5 separate regions of the Homo sapiens genome follow, and regions 2, 3, 4 and 5 are each linked to region 1. The links are chromatin loops, found by intact Hi-C in ENCODE. Cell type or tissue: heart right ventricle. All regions are shown on one strand.

Region 1 (4,000 bases):
TGAAGAAAATTAATAGAAAGGGAGCAAAACACTAGAGAAGCCAATGCCATTGCCTCAGGGTCACACAGTGATGGGAATGCTCTCTCATTGTTCTCCATGGGTGCCCGGTGGGGCTTGCCTTGGGCTAATATTGGCCAGAGGCAATACTCAGAAGTTTCCCTGCTGGGTGCTGGGCCCACTGAAGATGAAGGTCAGGGCAGGAAACAGAAGGGGTGCACTCTGACTCTTCCTCCAGCTCTGAGCCCTGGAGAATAAAGCTCAGACAGGGCTGGCTGCAGGGAGCATGGCTCACCACCACTAGCTGCTCAGGTGAGGGGAAAAGGAAGTCAAAAGATTATGCCCTCTGATTGTCCTATCCTATTTTGCAGGTGCTGCTGATAAAGCTGGAACTCGAGAAAACCAGGTTGGCTGGGGATTGCTCTCTTCCTGGGTAGGAGGGAAAGCCACAGGCTAGAGCCACCTTTAAATTAGCTTCTTATTAGATTTCCTGAGGCTTTATTTCATGAGAACACCCCGGAGATTCTGACGGTTTTCACTCACAGCCCCCTCCCATCTCTATGAATAGAAAAGCTTTGCCCCAGGGCATGTTTTTAGCTAAGGAAAGGGTGTCTTGCCAGGATCATTTTTCCTCATTCCACAGGAGACCCCAGGTTCACCATAGCCAGGCCCAGTAGTCAGCTGAAATAAGCTGCCAGTCAGACCTATTCACCTGAGCCTCCAACTCCCCAACCACCCCAGACACCTTGCCGGCTCTCAGACCACCTGGGATCCGGAGCTGAAGAGTTGAAGAGTATGTCCTTGAAAAACAGCCAACCAGCTCCAGGCCCAGCCTAGCCTGGGCGTCTGCCTTAATGGCCTGAAGAGCTCCTCCCAGTCTTTGAGCTTCCTAATCTGTCTCTATTGGCAGGTTCTACTGCCTTGCCTTGTCTCATCTCAGCCTCCCTTGCTACAGCTGTGTGGCCACAGTGATAAATCTACACAGCTGCACAGTGCTTGACGGCTTGCAGGGCAATTTTATATCCATCACCTCATTTGATCTTCAGACATCCCTGTGAGAGAGGCCAGACATTCTTATAATCCCCATTTTACAGTTAGGGAAATGAGGCTCAGAGGCATTACATTTGGTTGAGGTCACATAGCTAGGAAGCGGTAGAGCTACAAAATCATATTACCCTCTAGTAGAAATGTAGTCAGTAACATCCCAAGACAGGGGAGAGGGATCAGAATTGGATTACAATAGAAGACTAGAAACCAGGATGGAAACATGGGACTGGTGGCTGAGCAAGCAGCCATTACTCATAGTGACTACTCTCTATCCTTCTCATCCTGCCAGCCAGCTGTGGTGCATCTACAGGGCCAAGGGTCAGCAATTCAAGTCAAGAATGGTAAGAATCAAAATAGGCTCTCTCCCAAAGAGGAGCTTCTCCCCTGCCTCCTCCCCAGCCTCCAAATAATCACCCAGCCTAGTTCCTCCCAGGCCGCTGAGGTACCGTTGGCATACGAAGTCATTCTTTGCTCCATCATGCCCTCTACTGGCTGTCCTGAGCAATTGCTGGCATCAAGACCAGTTGCTACACCCAAATTGCTTTAGAATCACTGATGACGGAGCTGAAAGGGACTTGAGACATCATCTAGCCCAGGCATTCTCAGGGGATGGAGGTTATATCAGAGCCACCATGGAGATATGTGTAGTTAGATTAATATTTTCACAATACAAATTATAGAAAGTAAAACTATGTAAAATTAAATTTTTCTTGTCTGATCTACACAGGTGGGCAGACAGGCTGCATCTCTCAGGGAAGGTGGGGCATGTTAGAATCTCCAGGGAATTTAAGATGCTAGTGTCTATCAAAAAGGAGAACATGTTTAATGGGGTTAAGAAACACTGATTTGTTGTAATCCCTGCATTTAAAAGATGGGGAAACAGAGTCCCAGAGAGATTGGATAATACCATAATAAATCATGCTGTCTCATATTTGTACGATACTTTAGAGTTCTCAGCATACTTTCTTTGTCTTTAATTTCATTCAGTCCTCACAACCACCCTATGAGGTAGGTATGAGCTCCTTTTTACAAGACAGAAAGTGAAGTTCAGAGAGATTAATTAAGTTTCCCAATATTTCTTAGTCAAGTTAGTTTAGGAGCCAGGATTCAAAACTACATCTTTCTGACTCTTTCCTCTCCCCTGTGCTACTTCAGTGATATGTATGTACACTCCACTGAATGATTAGGTTCATTTTCTTCCCCCAAAGAAACATGAACATTCATGAAAGAACAGCACTTTGGAATAATGTCCAGTCCCCAGAGTGCACAAAGCCTAAAATGCGTGAACCCCCAGGAGCCTTGGGAAGCAGCAAGCTAGCCAAGATGCCAGATGCTTACAGAGCTTGGGGTGGAAGGGAGGGGTTGTGAGTACAGAAACGGTAAAGGAAGGTTAAAAAAAACAGCTACATGGGGACAGTTTCTAAGAACTCAGTCAGTCCTGAACTGGCTGTGCTGAGTTTCCTTAATGACTGTATTTAGCTACTTCCCTGACTGCCACCTCCATGTCTGACTTAGTAGCCTCAGAAGTGTAAATAGGAACACAATGGCACCAAAACCCAATTGGTCCTGCTGGGGACCCCAAGGCCCTGAGTGGGCCATGATCCCCACCTGTCCAGGGAGGCCAGAGACAGGCCAAAATAGATTTGTTTGGATATCTAGATGGATAGTGTTTATTCTGTGCTAGCAGCCACTGATTTTGCTCCCACTGCCACATAATAAGATTGTTTCCAGCCCCTCTGGGCCAATCCTCAGAGGTGGTCTGTGCTGACCTTTAGTACTACCAGAAGAAGTGATGGGGGTGGGGTGCAGTGACTCACACCTGTAATCCCAGCACTTTGGGAGGCCGAGGCTGGCGGATCACATGAGGCCAAAAGTTTGAGACCAGCCTGGCCAACATGGTGAAACCCCGTCTCCACAAAAAATACAAAAATTAGCTGGGCATAGTGGCACACACCTGTAATCCCAGCTGCTCGGGAGGCTGAGGCAGGAGAATCACTTGAACCCGGGAGGTGGAGGTTGCAGTGAGCCAAGATCACACCACTGCACTCCAGCCTTGGTGACAGAGTGAGTGACAGTCCATCTCAGAAAAAAAAAAAAAAGAAGAAGAAGTGATGGGGTCAGGGGTTGGAGGACGTCATGCAGAGTGGTCCATTGATGGGACAGAGCCAGGGCAGCTCCTAGCCCATCTACTTACCACCTCAAGGAAAGATGGTCACCTTTTCCAGAAAGGCTGTTTCCTCACCCCTCAGACAGGCAGGCCTACTGAAACTGGCCAAAGATGGACTTATAAAATATAATTTCTTGGGTGCAGGATGGATGGCTTAGAGGGGAAAAGGCTCCCTGGGCTTGGATGTCCTCCTCTCATGGTGGGAAGGAACATTCCTCTTTCTGCAGGATGGAAAGAGAAGTTTTTCCTCCATCCTCACACACTGGCTTCCGCTGTCCAAAGGAGTGTGACTGCCCCCTCCACCCCTGCCTGGGGTGGGGCTGAGACAGATGCTTTGCCAAGGGTGGCTCGGCTCCTATCCTCCCAGCTGGCTCTATTGCAGCCTGCCAGTCTATCCTTCACTCTCATAAGGATCCCTCTCACCTATGGGGCCCTGGTACTAGTGGTCAGTAGCCCCAGTTACCATGGAGTCTGAATCATCTCTAATCCCTAAGGTTCTCCAGATAGACAGTGGGCTGAGTGGTTTCCTCCCAGGGAGGCTTTCCAGAAAGCTGTGGGTGTGGAAGAACCGTAAAAAAGAATCTCTTAAGGAGAAAGAGAAAACCCATGAACCTATGAGATGAGAGGGATTCAGGAGCTCTGGCTGGGAAAGTAAAATTGAATAATAAGACCTAGCCTGCCACTCAGTGTCTGAATTTTGCCTGTGCAGGCCCCATAACAACAAAGAAAATAGGGCAGCATGCCCACTCTCATCCTCCACCGGCAAATTCCAGCTAGAAGGTATTGGTT
Region 2 (4,000 bases), 410 kb before region 1:
ACCAGAACGTGGGCTTGTTCACACTTACCTGCAATTTGAGACTGATTGTCCTCGGCGTTCTAGTGAGGATCAGCGCCCCTGAGGAATTCTGGTAGAAATATGCCGTCTTGCTAGACAACTTCTGAACAGCAATTTTAAAAATCTATGGAAATAAAACTCACCCTTTGCATGCCGGTTCTGATTCTTAAGCGGGGTAGGTGTGCGGTGGGAAGGGTGGGTGGGAAGCGCTTTTACTACTGTTAGCTTGAGAACGGGAATCTGCCAATGGAATAATTACTCAGGACTCGTCCCCCAAGAGCAGTTTTGTTTGTTTTTGCAATCTTTATGGTGTTTGTGCCCTAATAAGCAAACTATTAGCTTTGGTGTTTGTTTTCTATTCTATTCTTTCTAGCTTTTTATTCAAGTAAATTTCGTTCACTTAACGTAAATACTGTCTTGGTTGCCATATGTGAAACTTAGGAGAAGCATCCAAGGATCCTTTCGAGGTGGCTAAAGAATAATAATAAAATTGTACCTCTTAGGGAAGAGAGCAAGTTGTACAAATAAGTTCCTTGAGGTGAGGGACCCAAGCCTTCTATATTTACTGCCACATCCAGAGTCATTGTCACAACTCTGTAAACATTATTTGTGCCACTTTGACCTCCCATCTAAAGTGGTACGCTTGATAGAGACATCATATTCATGATAATAGTGTAATGTTAGGACTGATACTTAAAAAAAAAAAAAAAGATGTGCATTGTAAAGTTGCCCTGAGCCTTAAAATGTCTTACTAGCACACTCCAATTTATATAACAGCTTATCAAAGAAGAGAATCAGCAGACATGCTTCTCATACTTGAAACTTTAAACATTGTAGCTAAACGATAATTAACTAGGATTCTGACTCCTTTATTTATCTACTGCCACTCCCCCCACACCCCAATGCCCAGCAGAAGTATTTAGCAGCTGAACATTGATATTCTGTGAAAAGATGAAAGAATTAAACTTCTTTAATCAAATGTTGGCCAATACTTTTTGGCATTCAGGATGGACAGAGCCATTTTTATAGACTGAGGATTAGCAGAACAGCTGTACTGTAAGGTTTCTGTGATGGCATGAAACTCTTACAGGTGTATAATGGCATTTAGTTACCTACCCTTTGTGTGGCACTAAAATAGTTCTGTCTAGATTTAAACACAGCTTCCTATCTTCTGTCTTTTATTCTTTCTGTTTTAATATTTTTGAGCAATAGAAGCAAGGATACTAGCTCTTTACATTTGTTGACATCAATTGGAATCAGTTTCCTAGAGTTATGAAGGGCTTATATGAGTCCATTTCGTTTGATTCCCTTGGGAAACATAGGCCCTAAAGGGAAAGTGACTTGCCCAAGGTCACATAACTAGAGTCAAAACTGGGATGATAGTTGCTCTAACTCCTAGTTGGGTGCCCATTCCCCCAACTACCTCCTGGGACCTTTTGCGAGGGAGCAAGATGGAGCTCCACATTAGAACTTTTGCAAAGTAGAGGGCTCAGCTCTGCATCATTTTGTTCTACTCTGCCTGTATTTTGACCACAGTAAGTTTAACCGTGTGTTCCTTATTCTTCCTGAACTTCACTTTCAGATTTGGAGTATACTTTGAAGGAATTTTAGCCCAAATTCAACTTGTTTATTTTAAGTTGTTCAACTTAAGTTTATCTTATCTTGTATATTAGTTTTAGTATACAAAAATAACTTTTTAAAAAAGTTGATTGGGTATTAAATTAATACTGCTACAAGCTTGGTTAAAATTTCTAGTGCCCTGGTGCACCCTCTGCTGGCTTTACAGTGACATTTAATTTTCAGTATCTGCTGACACTCAGAATTCTACATTGTGCTGACAGATTCTGATTCAGTAAATAAGGAAGTAAACAGCCTTGTGGGATTTGGCCACGTAGGTCATATTTTTATATTTTAGTTTTTAAACACAAACAACTGCTGTTACAGCAAATCTTGGATGGAGAGGAAGAAAGATAAAAATATACACCCTTCAACGGGCAGTACATTCAGGTTTCTTACCAGTTTATCTGTAAGGAGTGAAGGCAAGCTGATGAGAGTAAACTGCAGGAAGCTCTCATGAGACCAAGTGGGCAGAACAGTCAGAGACACTTCATGCAGGTAGGCAAAAGTAAACCTATCCATACTTATGAGATGATGGGCTCTGGGCTCTCAGTTATGACTCAAGAAAGGGACCTGGAAATCACTGTAGATGTATGTATATCATCTGTCAATTTAAAAACTTTTTAAGCAGGGCACACAAGGAAGTTAGGGCAGGTAGGATACAGAGCAGAGAGATCAGCACAGTTCTCCATGTGAAATGTTAGAAAAGTCTCCCTGGTGGGGACACACTTGCTGATGATGAAGTGAGAGAGTCACATCAGACCTTCCGTAATCAATCATCTCCTTCAGCTGGAGCAACCAAGTAGCTGAGATTTGTCTGGATAGTTGGTGGAGATTATCTCAAGAGCAAGGGATATCTCATTTGTGTCTGAATTAGGACAATATACAGTAATATGATCGTCAGAGTAAAAAACTAAAAATCACTGTTGATCATTCTGTGGAGATGTTGCGCCGGTTGTGATTGTGGTCCTCAAAGGCCAAGAATGTAGTGGGTATCATCAGGAAGGGTGTCAAAAACAACAAAACAAACCACTTACAAAACACTTATTTTTTCCATGTACAAGATCAAAAGCAGATTGGCTTCTACAATCAGACAGGAAATTCTGGTGGCTGCTCCTCAAGAAAAGCCTAACAGCTGATAAAAGTCCTCAAAAACCCCATTAAATTGATCAAAAGGATGAAGGGATTTTCTAGTTGGTTTTTCAGTCTGGATAGAAAGAGGTTGAAGGAGGAATATGATCAAAGTCTACCAAACCATGAGCGAGATGAATATGATTAATATATTGGTGTAACGTAACAATCCAGTTCAATAAATAGAAAGCCTGCTGTGCCAGACACAATGTTAAGTATTAGACACCTTTTAATGTTTGAAAAATTATTTTCAAGAGGAGGCAAATAAAGGTAGTATCTTATTCAACTCATTGTCTCAAGTAATAGTCAAAATTATGGGTAGATCAATACAGATTTACTTAGAACTGTTAGGGCTATTTGGAGTATGTTCCTAATTATTTGAAGTGATGTCATAGATGTCAACCTTAAAGTTCTACAAAACATTGCTTGACATAACTAGATAGACCATTAGTGTATCCAGAGTTGACATTACCTGTGTTAAGGCTCTTCGATCAAGAACATAACTAGGAATCATTCGAGGTGATTCAAGGTGAGCACAATGAATAAATCCAAGGATTTTTTTTTTTAGGGAGGTGGGATCTAGATAAAATACCTTTACTGTGGGTTTGAATACAGAACTTTTGATCAACTTGCTTCATTATTCCCATCGCATTTTCTCTCTCACTAACTCTGCTGCAACCCACCCATCATATCCTGTCTTAGAATCATTCTTTAGTTGTTATTGCTGTTGTTTTCAAATACATTTTATGTCTTTACATTAGAGCTCCTTAGAAATCTGCCTTCATTTTTGTCTTTCTCCATAATGCCTGACACAGTGCTAGTTACAGTTACTGTACTCAAATACTTGTTGAGTTGAATATTATTTTGGGACTTTGGAGGTGTTTATGTGAAACAAAGACATTTTCTCTTTCTATAACAGGCCTGTTTTCCTCAGGTCTTGCTAAGCCTGTGACCTGTCAGCTATGCTTAGGTGAGTAAATAGTTCCACTGGAAATGTTTCACTGATTTCTAGAATAATTAGAAAGTGAAATGGAGAAGAGCCTTAACCACGTGGTCAGTCTCCCAGTTTCACACCTTCTCTCTAAAATGGTGCAAAAAGCTTCCTGTAATATATTGTTTGATGTTTTGTTTTATTTGCTTTTAGGTCTCATGTCTTTCTTTCTATCTTAGATCTTGTGAAAAAATAATCTGTAATTTATCTGTAACTACCTTATAGAGAAGATCTCTTTAAAGT
Region 3 (4,000 bases), 490 kb before region 1:
GTTGTAGACAACCACTATTTGGGTGTTAAATGGGAAGAGGGGTCTATGAGGGACTCAAAATAGTGACTGCTTTATGCTATGACAACTTCGCCTTTCTACCCAACTTCATAAAGTCCCTTTTCCTTTTGGGGTTCTTAATCTGCTTATCTCTAAAATGAAGGGATAGGATTAGATGTTTTTATAAATATGAAATAAGTTAACCCAAATGAAGTAATCTACGTGAAGACATGGAGCCCAGTTGGTAGCGCAGAGGAGCAACTCCATAACTCCTGCGTTTTCTTCCCTCCAAAACATACTTAGATTCTTTTAGGTGACACTAAGGGGTGAAGTAGGGAAAAGGGAGATGGAGAAGCCCATTAGAGCAACTAGAAGGAAGTCTCAGAACTTCTGCGCCATGCCCAAGTTTCTATCCAACTGCCATTACCTCCTGTTACATTCACTGTGGCAGGTCGCAGAGAAACTAACTGCTTAGGGGTGTAGGATGGGAATCCAAAACTCATTCAGACATGAAGAAGCTCAAGAAGCTCCTGTGTTGGTTGGGGAGAAAACATATGAACAGAAATTGGTCAAAATACCTCTAGAATCTGACCATTTCTCTCACCTCCATTGTCACCACCTAGTCCAGGCCACCACCAACTCTCTCATAGACCACTGCAATGGCCTCCTAACTGGTCTCCCTGCTTCCAGTCTTGCACCCCATGCACAGTTCACTCAGAGTATCTCTTAAAAATGCAAACCAGATCATGTCTCTCCCTGGCTAACACCCTCTCCTAGTTTCCCATCTAAATCAAAATAAATTCCAGACTCCTTAGCGTGGCCCACAGTGCCCTACACGACCTGCCGATTGTCTATGTCTCCAACCTCACCTAGCATATTCCCTTCACTCTCCTACAGCCACCCTGCCTTATTTATTTTCCTCTGATAATGCTAAGCTTGTTCCTGTCTCAGGACCTTTGTACACGCCATTTCTCAGCCTGAAATGTTATTCCCCCAGACTTTTGCAATGCTCCTCATGATCAGGTCCGAGCTCAGATACCGCTTTCTCAGAAAGGTTTTTCCTGGCTACTCTAGGTATAGTAGTGCCCTTCTCACCGCAGACACTCTATCATACCACCCTGCTTTTTATATGATCTAGCACTTGTAACTATTTGGAACGATCTTGTTTATACTTTGGCTTTCTTGTTTATTGCCTGTTTCTCCATTTGAATGTAAGCTCTGAGCAGACAAGGACCTTGTCTGTCTTATTTATTATCTTCCCAGTGCCTTAGTCAATGCTCACTGAGTGAATGGATGTAGATGCAGAAGTGGTGGGTGGTTCATCTGAGCAGGAATGAGTGGTACAGGATGTGTGGAGTGGGTGGCAAGAGATGAGCTTGAAAGATAGCCTGAGGTAAAAACACAGAAGGCCGTGAAGGTCAGGCCAGGGAATGTGTGGGCTTTATATGGTGACCCATTGGGAGCCATGGAAGATGTTGAGCTTGAGAGCTGACCTGGAGTAAGATTCAGCTGGTGCCATATGCCGGATGGACTGGTAGGTGAAGTAAACGGAGGGCCTATCAACCACTCTGTGCCCGCGCTGGTACCCACTTTCCTCTAGGCCCTCCACTGTCCTGTTCCACCCCGCTCCCCGACTCTTCTGGGGCCACGGAAGAGCCCTGACTGCTGTTCCCCGACACCGGCCGCTGGGTGGCGCTGTGGCTCCTCCTACCCAGGCTGGAGGCACCAGGGAGGCGGAGGCGCAGCCGCGGAACTGGGCCTGGCGCTAGGGTCCGTGGGCGCCTGCAGAGCGGGTTCTTCCTCGTCGGTTCCTTTCTCCCACTTCGCGCGCTTCTCCCGCGTTCAGGCCCGTTCCCATCCCTAACCCGGCCCGCGGTAGCCCGCTCTCCTTCGCTTCTGACCTTCCTTCGCTTTCCGACCAGCCGGGCCAGAGGCAGGGGCCTGGGCGGGACACGGGAGGGGTTGGGGCCGAGTGTCGCCCTTCTTTTTCAGCCCGTTCAGGCCTCTAGTCTCCCTGGACCCCAACGACAGAGCTCGCGACCGCAGCCCTGAGCCGGCCGGTCCCGTCCAGCCAGGCCCGGGACTAAAGGGAGCTCAGGGCTGAAAGGGCAGCATTTTCCTGCGGAGGGACCAGAGCCATTAAGGGGCCAATTCACCGTTTATGTTAATAGTCCTGCCTTTCCTCCCGGCCCCTGGAGCAAGAAGCCAATCTTCTGGGACTCCTCCAGTGGCCCTTTCCACCCTCCTGCCATGTGTCCCAGATTACATCTGCCACCACCCCATATATATATTCTATATCCTAAACTGATCTCTCCTTCGTCACTGCTGTTGTCTGCCCAGATCTTCATTACCTCCCAACTGGCATTCCTGCCTCTAGCCTCCTGCCCTTGCAGCCCAGACACCTTCGCACAGAGCCAGGAGCCTCCTGGAGCACTGGCCTGGCATCCTGCCCCTCTAATGGTTCCCATTGTTTGGGAAAAAATCGAAAGCTGGTGTTCAAGGCCTTCCACATTCTGACCATTTTGGCCAACTCACTTCAACTCACATCCAGACTCAAAGGCATACCCCTGGTGGGCTGCCCTGAGTAGAAGAGGAATTAGAACAGGAACCGAACAGAGTGGGAGGCTCTGTAAGACTCTATACAGGGCTCCATAGCATCTATTTGAACAGCCTTAACTCATGATCACATTGTCACAAGACTAGAGAGATGCAGAGAACACAATTCCTGCCTGCCCTGGAACACTAGAGCACATCCGTATTTATTCCTTTGGCCCCTCTCTTTTTCCCCTGTTCCCAGGATCTGTCCTCTCCTGCCATCTCCTTGTTCCCTCTTCTCCTCTGTCTTGTCCCCTCATGACCCTCCTGCTGGTACAGGAGGCAGGAGGCTTTATTCTCAACGAGCACACAGCATCCTGCCACAAAGTGCTTGATGACATGCATGACCAGGCTTCTCTGTAATATCGAGTTTCACTTTCAGCACTTGGGTTGGTTTTTTGTTTTTGTTTTTCTTGAGGAACCTGCTATTCACAGATACTAAGACTGTAGGTAGCCGTTCTTGAGGAAAGGTCAGAGACTCCTATATTGATCTTAGCCTTGTTGAACCCAGAACACAAACCTGAAAATTAACATGGAAAAGCATACAGGTGAAGAGGAAAATTGCAAAGGTAGATTTATTGGCAGACAAACACTGATGGTTAATTTCAAGATGCCCTGGGCCCTTGGACTCCTGGAATCAATGCCCAGGGTCAGATATGGCTCATTTGTGGCCTAGTGGACAAAAGAGCTTGGAATGAAAGACACAGCCCTGAGAAGGCTGGGATAAGAGGAAGAGACAGTTCCTCTTCCCTGGCTCCATCTTGGGGTAACTTCCTCTGGGAAATGACAGCTTCCTGTCCCCCAAATTAGCTCTGCTGCTTAGAATACCCTTTTCCACTTGTACTGCATGTATACATACACACAGTGTCTTGCTAATCCTCACAATAACCATGCACAGTAGAAATTAATTTAGGTTTACAGATTAAAAAAACTGAGGCTTGAGGAGGCCAAAAGATCCACTCACCCAAAATAAACAAGCAAAATGCAGAGCAGAAGGCCAGGAATAGAAGCCAAGAACTCCAACTCTAAGACCAGTGCCAGCAGCTTTCCATCCATGGTTTCATGATCTGTTGAAGATCCAAAGCTAGGTCAACTGGCCCCAGCCCTGTACCCTCACCCTGTTCTCAAGAGTGATTGAAAAAGCAGGCAATGTGACTGAAGCCAGGTGAAGGGCTTTCACCTGGCTCCTGGGCCATGCTGACACCTGGCCTGGCTCTGAATGATGGCAGGGGAACTCAGTCAATGTTGAGGTTTGCAGGACCATCAGAGCAACAGCCAGCCTCATGCCAAACCCTTTCTAATGTAGAAGTCTCCACCTGGAGCTTCCAGAGCTATTTTGTTTAACTTGGCAGTGTTGATCTATTCAGTATTTAAATTTGAGTTGGGTTTCCTCTATAAGAGGTTGTAT
Region 4 (4,000 bases), 66 kb after region 1:
CCTCCACTCATTCAATTACTTAGTGCCAGGCCCTGTGGGGAATAGAAGAATCTCAAGTCTCACCCATATTCAAAACAAAAAACAAAAAAAAACTGTACTGGCCGGGCATGGTGGATGGTGGCTCACACCTGTAATCCCAACACTTTGGGAGGCCGAGGCGGGTGGATTACCTGAGGTCAGGAGTTCGAGACCAGCCTGACCAACATGATGAAACCTTGTCTCTACTAAAAATACAAAAATTAGCCGGGTGTGGTGGCACGCACCTGTAGTCCCAACAACTCGGGAGGGTGAGGCAGGAGAATCGCTTGAATCTGAGAGGCGGAGGTTGCAGTGAGCTGAAATCGTGCCGCTGCACTCCAGCCTGGGCAACAGAGTGAGACTCCGTCTCAAAAAACAAACAAACAGACAAACACACAAACAAAAAACAAAAGCAAAAAATAACTGTACCATGATGCTACTTCCTTCTCTGTCCCTGGATCTTCTTTCTTTTTCAGGCAAGCTCTTGGCAGTTTCTTCCTCTGAAAAAAAAATCCGTGGACTTCATCCCTTTATCTCCATCCCAAATACAACTTCTCCAGTCTAAGCTCAGCTCATCTTTCACCTGCCTCCAGTTTCTGTCTTCCTTCAAGGCAGCTGGACTGCCAGGTCATCAGTTGCATCCATCCAATTCCTTGCTTAGAACTCTTTGATGGCTCTCCACTGCCCCCACCAGATCAAGTCCAGTCTCCTTCACCTGGCACATGAGGTCCTTTGTGATCTGGTCCCTGCTTATCTGTCTGTATTTCTTGTCACTTCTCCCACAAGAAACATGCAATTCATACTTACTTACAGTTCCTGGAATGACTGTGAGTAGCTACCATTTCACACCTCTCTTTATTTGCACATACCATTATTCCTGCAACGCTCTTTCCAGCTTGACTAGCGTAATTTGACCTGTCTTACAACCTGTGGCTGAACCGTGATCTTTTTTGTGAAGCTTTCCTTGATCTCCCATCTTTTCTTGGCTTCAGCCTTCTAGCCATCTAGTCGGCGCCCTCCTCAAACTCCCTGGCAAGTTCCTGCTATGCCTGGTCTTGTTTATTCCCACTTTTGCCCTTCATTTTTCTTCAAGTGAGCTTTATTCTACACCAAACACTCTACTTATGTTGTATGCGTGTTATCACATTGAATCTTCACATCCACCCGGTGAGTTTGATGCCATTATTATCCCCATTTTACAGCTGACAAAACCGAGGCTTGAATATCTATGTTAGTTGCTCAACATCACCCAAGATACAAGGTTAATAAGTGGCATAGTGGAGATCAAACCCAGGTTGACACAAAAGGCTTAATCATGGTGCTAGAGTCCCTAGCCTTTACCGAGTTGAGGGGTGCAGTAACCCTGGGAGAGGCTTGCTGAAGCTGGGCAGAAGTGGAGGTGAAATCTCCTTAGGGCCATGTGTCCTGATGTCCTAGAGGCTACAGTTACTTTGGGGCAGCCCAATGGCCAGTATATGGCTTCTTCCATCTGAGACAGAGAGCAGGCTGTGGCAGGAACAAGGTAGTACCTTTCTAAGGATAAAAAGATGCAAAGTTGGTCCAGTCGCAGTGGCTCATGCCTGTAATCCCATCACTTTGGGAGGCGGAAGTGGGTGGATCACTTGAGGTCAGGCGTTCGAGACCAGTCTGGCCAACATGGTGAAACCCCATCTCTAATGAAAATACAAAAATTAGCTGGGTGTGGTGGGACGCACCTGTAGTCCCAGCTACTCAGAAGCCTGAGGCACAAGAATCGCTTAAACCCAGGAGGCAGAGGTTGCAGTGAGCTGAGATCGCACCACTGTACTCCAGCCTGGGCAACAGAGTGAGACTCCGTCTCAAAAAAAAAAAAAAAAGTTTTAAATACTGAAGCTGCCTACTTTAAGAGCTCTCACAAAATCCTCTAGCCATGCCTAGGCAGAGAAGGTCAAAATGTCCTGGGCAAGACTGACAGGCAGCAAAGAGAAGGCAAAGGGAAGCAAATGAGACAGAAGTTAGGCTCCAACTGCCACCTGGTGGCCAGCCTTAGAGAAGCAAGTGGATGGTTCTAGGGTCGCAAGCTTAGGACACAAGCCAAGGGCCAGAGAGGCTGCTCAGGTGAGCTGGGCCTTGGCTCACGGCATTCATTCATTCATTCACTCACTCACATATTCATCCATCCATCTATCTATTCATTTCTTCATTCATTTAAAAAGGTATATTATACTAGACAGACACAGCACTGGGAATACAGCAGTGAACAAAAACAAAAATTCCTGCTCTCATTGAGCTCATACTGCAGTGGTAGGAGACAGAGCAAAAAAGTCCATGACATTGTGTTTTAGATGGTGATGAGTGCCATGGAGAGAAAGTGGGGAAAGGGGAGGAGCAGAGGCTTTGCCATTTTAAATAAAGCCTCACTCAGAAGGTGAAATTTGATAAAAGACTTGAAGGAAGAAGGAAGGGAGGTAGCCATGAGGATGTCTGTGCGAAGCAGATTCTGGGTTAAAGAAACAGTCTGTGAAAGCCCCAAAAGTAGGAGCATGTGTTATGTGACTGAGGATCGGTCAGGCCAGTGTGGCTGGAGCAGAGTGAACAAGGAGGAGAGTAATAGGAGACAGTCACGGGGAAGCAGGCAGGAGTTCAATCATGTGGGGCTCAGGAGGCATATTTTATATACTGAGTGACAGATAGGAAGCCAGGGGAGGGTGACTTGCCCAGGGTCACCCAAGCTAGCAAGTGGTACTAGGCATTCTGTCTCAAAGGCCTGAGCTCTGTGGTTCTCACAGGGATAGACAAACAGACCAGTGGGACAGAAAAGAGAACTCAGAAATAGACGTATACATATCTGCCCAACTGATTTTTTGACAAAGGTACAAAAGCAATTCAATGGAGGAGAAGGATATTCTTTCCAGCCATTAAATTGTCTAGTGGTTTATTTTTTTATTTTGTTTTATTTTATTTTTTTTTTTGCCTAGGGTTGTCTAATGCTCTAGAGCTGGGCAGAAGTGGAGGTGAAATCTCTTTGGGGCCATGTGTCCTGATGTCCTAGAGACTACAGTTACCTTGGGGCAGCCCAGTGGCCAGTATCTGGCTATCTAATTGCTCTAGAGCATTAGACAACCATAGGTAAAAAAATAAACCCTGAACTAAACCTCATACCTTATACAAAAATGAACTCAACATGGATCACAGGCTTAAAAGTAAAATACAGAACTATAAAACTTTTAGTTTTTAGAAAAAAATAAGAGAAAAGCTTTGGGACCCCGGGCTAGGCAAAAACTTTCTAGGCTTGTCACCAAAAGCATAATCTATAACAGAAAAAATTGATAAATTGACTTCATCAAAATAAAAAATTTTTGCTCTGTGAAAGACATGTTTTAGTCACACAAAACCATGAATTTTCATAACAGCTTTATTCATAATAGCCAAAATGTGCAAGCAACCCGACGTTCTTCATCAAATGACTAGTTAAACAAACTGTGGTACATCTCTACCATGGAATACTACTCACCAATAAAAAGGAATAAATTATTGGTACATTCAACAACTTGGATGAATCTCTAGGGAATTATGCTGAGTGAAAAAAAGCTACTTCCAAAAGGTTATATACCGTATGATTACACTTTTATAACATTCTTGAAATAGCAAAACTATAGCGATGGAGAACAGATTTCGGGTTGCCAGGGATTAAGAATGGGGAGAGGGAAGCTGGTGGATGTGGTTCTAAAAGGACACCATGAAGAATCCTTGTGATGATTGAACAATTCTATACCTTGACTGAGGTTGTGGATACATGAAACTTCACATGTGATAAAAGTGCATAGAACTACACACACACACACACACACACACACATATACAGATGAGGTCATATAAAACATGAAGTCTGACTAAGCTCTGTAGACTGTATCAATGTCGGTGGACTTGTGCTTTGCTTGTTTTTGTTTTTGTTTTGAAACAGGGTTGAAACTGAACAATCTGCTCCTGAATGACTACTGGG
Region 5 (4,000 bases), 530 kb before region 1:
CAGGAGGAGAACCACAGATCCTCCAGCAGACAGGACAGCCACAAAGCTGAAGTGCTTTGGCTTTGTGGAGGGCATATGCCAGAGTATTGCCCTCCCTCCAACACAGAGGCAGTAGAGGAGCAGGTTGTTGGAGAAGCCCCCAAGCCAGGGAAACCCAGGTTTTCCTTGGGCCCAAAGTCCCAGGTCACACATGGGTCAGTGTCCAAGGTGACTTGGACTCTAGTGCTCTGCCCAGATTTACTGCCTCAAGACCTCTACTCAGCTTCCTTCTATACTTAGCTCTACTGATAACAGGAGATGAGTCTGACCGTGACTTCACACTGAGTTGTGGAGGATGGAGCTCCTTCCTTACGCCCTGGCCCTAACTTTCACCACTTTCAGGAGGCAGTTGCCTCCAATGTGATGAGGCAGGAAGCTACAGAGAGGGGCTTTCTGGCCTTGACAAGCAATCTGCACCAGATCCAGGACCAGGAGCCTTTTGGCCAAGGCCTTGCCCTGCCTGGGAAGCAGACTCCAGAGAGGATCTGAAGAGCAGTGCTAGAGGGGTCCCATCTACCCATTACCAGATGGAAAATCTACCTCTATCTTGACAGGTATGTCTCATGTTCACCCATTAAAAAGTACTCAGTGAAGAAAGAAGCTGCTTCCCTTGAAAGGAGAAACTCATAGCACTGAAGAGAGAATCTATGGAAGAAGCAGCTCTAGTTTTCCCCCAACTCTGACCCTTTGAATTTCTCCTTTCCCCTTAGGGCCCTAGGTCTCCGTCTGATCTCACCATCATCACTTCCTTGGTAAAACAGAACCTGGGGGCTCCCAGGTTGAAGCAACGAATATCTTGGGGAGGAGGCATGCAGGAGAGAAGCTCTCATTCCCAGTACCCCCACAGTGAACTCCATGGTAGGGCTTGGCCTCTTTCTTTTTGCCCCTGCTGCCACATACTACATGCCCCAGCGATGTGTCACTCTCTTTTTAAGACTCTGGCCTGAGAGAGGCACAAAGCCTATCCTTGGCTTTCCCTGGGCACAGTAGAGTGAGCAGGAAGCAACTGCACAAAGAACTTTCTGAAGCAGTCTGGGAGAAGGAGAGGGACATGCCAGAAACCCAAACAGTCCAGCTTTCACAGCACATGTCTCAGAGCCAACCACAGCCAAGTTTTCTCTGAGACTCACACATTCTGTCTGTACTATATTCAGGCTCCAAAGCAGCAGAAGGCTGGCTCCTTCCCTCTCCATTCCTGACCTGTGCTCACAGGGTAGGCACCTCTTACCTCCAACCTCAGGGGGCAAGTGTTTGAGGGCTGGGTTCCCTCCCTGGCCAGTACTACAGAAACCTGCGTCACAGTCTTCTTGGAGTCCTCCCCCTCAGCTCTGGTTCCCTCTCTGAAGAATGCATTTCTTTTCCAGGTGATCCTTAGGACTCAGTTGTTGATTGATACCATTTATTAACTGACAGTTCAAGTGAGTGCCAACCCCCTACGTTGAGGGGTTTGGCTATGACCTTTATAGGCCCCACAGTCTGACAACACTGTAGCCCTATGAGACCTTTAACATCCAAATATCAAGAGTTACCCACACATGTACAACAAGGGTCTGATTTCATCAGAGTTGGCATCTTAATTCTCTGTACTGTGAAGTGTGGGGACTTGCATTCAGCCCAAAACAATAACCTTTATTAAAAACTCTTTGGATATACCTGAACCACTGTACTTTCATCCTTGCTATGAGAGGCATAAGAAATAGCTTTCAATTTAAGCAGGAAAAATGAAAATTGGAAACAAGATTTCCAGTGAATCTTGAAACTGAGAGAGCTTTGAAAATTAAAGACCCTCTACCTATGGCAATCTTTAACATAGGAAAAAATGGTCCTCCAAAGTATAAACTAGAAGAGAAGCTTTTGTGGGAAGGAAAGAAATGAATGAGGTAATCTCAATGTGACTAAAATCCTAAAGTGCTTTTCTCCATGGCTTTTCCATCCTAGAGGGTGTCTGAATTCCCTTTGCTCAAGCCACCCTCTCTATGCATCAAATCATAGAATCACAAAACCTTGGATGTCAAAAGCTTTAGAGATCATCTTGTGGCTATATCACCATAAGCAGTCATTCAACTTCTCCTTAGATATCTGCTTGAAGATACCTTCATTGAGAGGAATTCATTATCTCTGGAGGCAGACATGAGAGAATAACCTTCTGTTTCTACATGGTGTGGGTCATGTTTGGTATTAAAACACAGTCATGCTAGCAGATTCATTAAGGTAAAGCCATACTCCTCTAATGGAATTGGGATGGTCTCACTTTCTCACTTGAAATGTTTATTAATTAATTAATTCTAAATACGGAGCATCTATGTGCTAGGCATTGTGTTTGCAGCTAGAGAAACAAGGAGGAACAAAAACAGACATGGTTCCTGTTCTGAAGGATTCTGGAGTGTAGTGGGAGAGACAGTGATTAACCAAGGAATCACGCAAATAAGGGTGTAAATGCATCTAAGATAAGTGCTATGAAGAAAGGAAGACAGTTCTACAAGGGATCTAACAAGGGAACCTGACCTAGCCTGCAGGAACTAGTCAAGGAAATCTTCCCTGAGGAAGTGATGCTGGAACTGGAATCTGAGTATTAAGTAGGATTAGCCAGGCAAAGTGGCTAGAGGTAGGGAGTAAAGAGAGTGTTTCAGGCAAAAGAAACAGCATGTGCAAAGCTCCTGTGGCCAAAAAGACATGGCATTTGGAACTCAAAGGTGGCCAGTGTGGGCCAGGCATGGTGGCTCACACCTGCAATTCCAGAACTTTGGGAGGCCTAGGCAGGAGGATCACTTGAGGCCATTCTCAGGTATTCTGTTAGAGCAACACAAAATGGACTAAGACATAAGATTATTGGCTAAGAGTGAGAGGGTGGACACAGGGGTTGGAGGTTTAAGAAAAGAATGGAGAAGATTTGAAATAGTCATCCTGGAGAATGAAAAGTACTAAAGAAATTTAGTACCTGTTTGGATTGTGAAGCAATGTTGAAGGCTTGATTGAGATTGGTGATTTATAGTGGAGCAGGTCCCGTTTGTGACAATGGAGGTGGGTGGCTGAGGTAGAGTGGAAGAGATGGGGCAGTTTAGGAACCGGGAAGCCCAGGTGATGGCTGAATTTTAATTTGTATACTGAAGTCCCCTAGGATGATGGCGGGCCTTGCAGTCAGGGGTGGGGAAGCCAGTGAGACAGAAACCAAATCCTTCATTTGGTTTCAGTAGCTGCAGGGTCTGTACACTCCAAGCTCTGGAGTAGTGGTGAGCCTAGAGGTAGCCATCTAGGTACCTTTGTGGCCTAGAGTGGGATGGATCCTAGGGTGAGGCCACTCTGTCAACTTAGGGATAAGGTCAGATTCCTCATATTAGAAAGTAAAAGTGAAAGGGCCCAAGGTGGGTTAAAATGTGAACATTTACTTCTCTTGGTTTTGACTGAGAAGATATTAAAATATCTAGGAGGAATCTCCTGGGTTTAAGTCCATGTCCCAGCCCCATCTATCCCAGCTCACCCACAGCTGCCAAACAATCAAGAAGTTGAAAATGTTATTTGGTGTTTGAATCTTGGCAATTACCCAGAATCACTAAGTTTATTCTGAGAAGAGATCAAGTAGTCATGAACTCCGGAACCAGACTGCATATACTCAAATTCTCCCTTCGCCACTTGCCAACTGCATGACCTTAGACAAGTGACTTAACCTGTCTGTACCTCAGTGTCTAGAAAATAGAGACAACGGTAGATCTACCCCACATAATTGTTGTCATAGAGGGTTAAGTGGCTTAAAATATGTAAATGCTTAGAATAGTACCTGGTGCATGTTAAGCACTATGTAACTGTTCATTTTTATTGTTATTGACTCTCTCCCAATTCACTCAATGTCTCTCTCATTCACTCAATCACTTGATACTACCCTGCTTGCTGGAATCTCCCTGGCTCTGAACCCTAACCTGAATAACTACTTTTGATCCTTCCCCTATGCAGTTTCTTTCCCGGG

What was found. Hi-C counts contacts between places; a loop is a spot of excess contacts. Peaks named below come from ENCODE experiments on the same cell type or tissue, not always from the same donor. Only the 100,000 strongest peaks of a DNase experiment are listed, where the experiment ranks them.
Region 2: a loop joins it to region 1, with 6 times the contacts of the local background. A loop is called at or near these places in 33 of 110 quality-filtered maps.
Region 3: it touches region 1 in a loop (11-fold over the local background); 64 of 110 quality-filtered maps call a loop at or near these places.
Region 4: a loop joins it to region 1, with 7 times the contacts of the local background. A loop is called at or near these places in 61 of 110 quality-filtered maps.
Region 5: a loop joins it to region 1, with 6 times the contacts of the local background. A loop is called at or near these places in 30 of 110 quality-filtered maps.

Annotation. Positions count from the first base shown.
Region 1 is chrX:70,029,136-70,033,135 of GRCh38, forward strand. EDA (ectodysplasin A) reads left to right here. Exons shown (of 8, transcript NM_001399.5): 5 at 369-403; 6 at 1,334-1,385. Among named protein-coding and RNA genes, the nearest start is that of MIR676, 8.3 kb to the left of the region's middle. In heart right ventricle, a CTCF peak has its summit at 1,541 (motif pointing left); DNase peaks (open chromatin) are centred at 857 and 1,456; H3K27ac peaks cover 345 bases.
Region 2 is chrX:69,617,211-69,621,210 of GRCh38, forward strand. All of the region lies in intron 1 of EDA (ectodysplasin A), which reads left to right. Among named protein-coding and RNA genes, the nearest start is that of EDA, 3.1 kb to the left of the region's middle. In heart right ventricle, a CTCF peak has its summit at 1,772 (motif pointing left); no DNase peak of the experiment used is centred here; H3K4me3 peaks cover 519 bases.
Region 3 is chrX:69,536,728-69,540,727 of GRCh38, forward strand. No RefSeq gene overlaps it. Among named protein-coding and RNA genes, the nearest start is that of NALF2, 34 kb to the left of the region's middle. In heart right ventricle, CTCF peaks have their summits at 1,679 (motif pointing right) and 1,880; a DNase peak (open chromatin) is centred at 1,714; H3K4me3 peaks cover 778 bases.
Region 4 is chrX:70,095,544-70,099,543 of GRCh38, forward strand. No RefSeq gene overlaps it. Among named protein-coding and RNA genes, the nearest start is that of OTUD6A, 35 kb to the left of the region's middle. In heart right ventricle, CTCF peaks have their summits at 731, 2,054 (motif pointing left) and 2,253; a DNase peak (open chromatin) is centred at 2,028.
Region 5 is chrX:69,495,340-69,499,339 of GRCh38, forward strand. No RefSeq gene overlaps it. Among named protein-coding and RNA genes, the nearest start is that of NALF2, 7.0 kb to the right of the region's middle. In heart right ventricle, no CTCF peak of the experiment used is centred here; no DNase peak of the experiment used is centred here.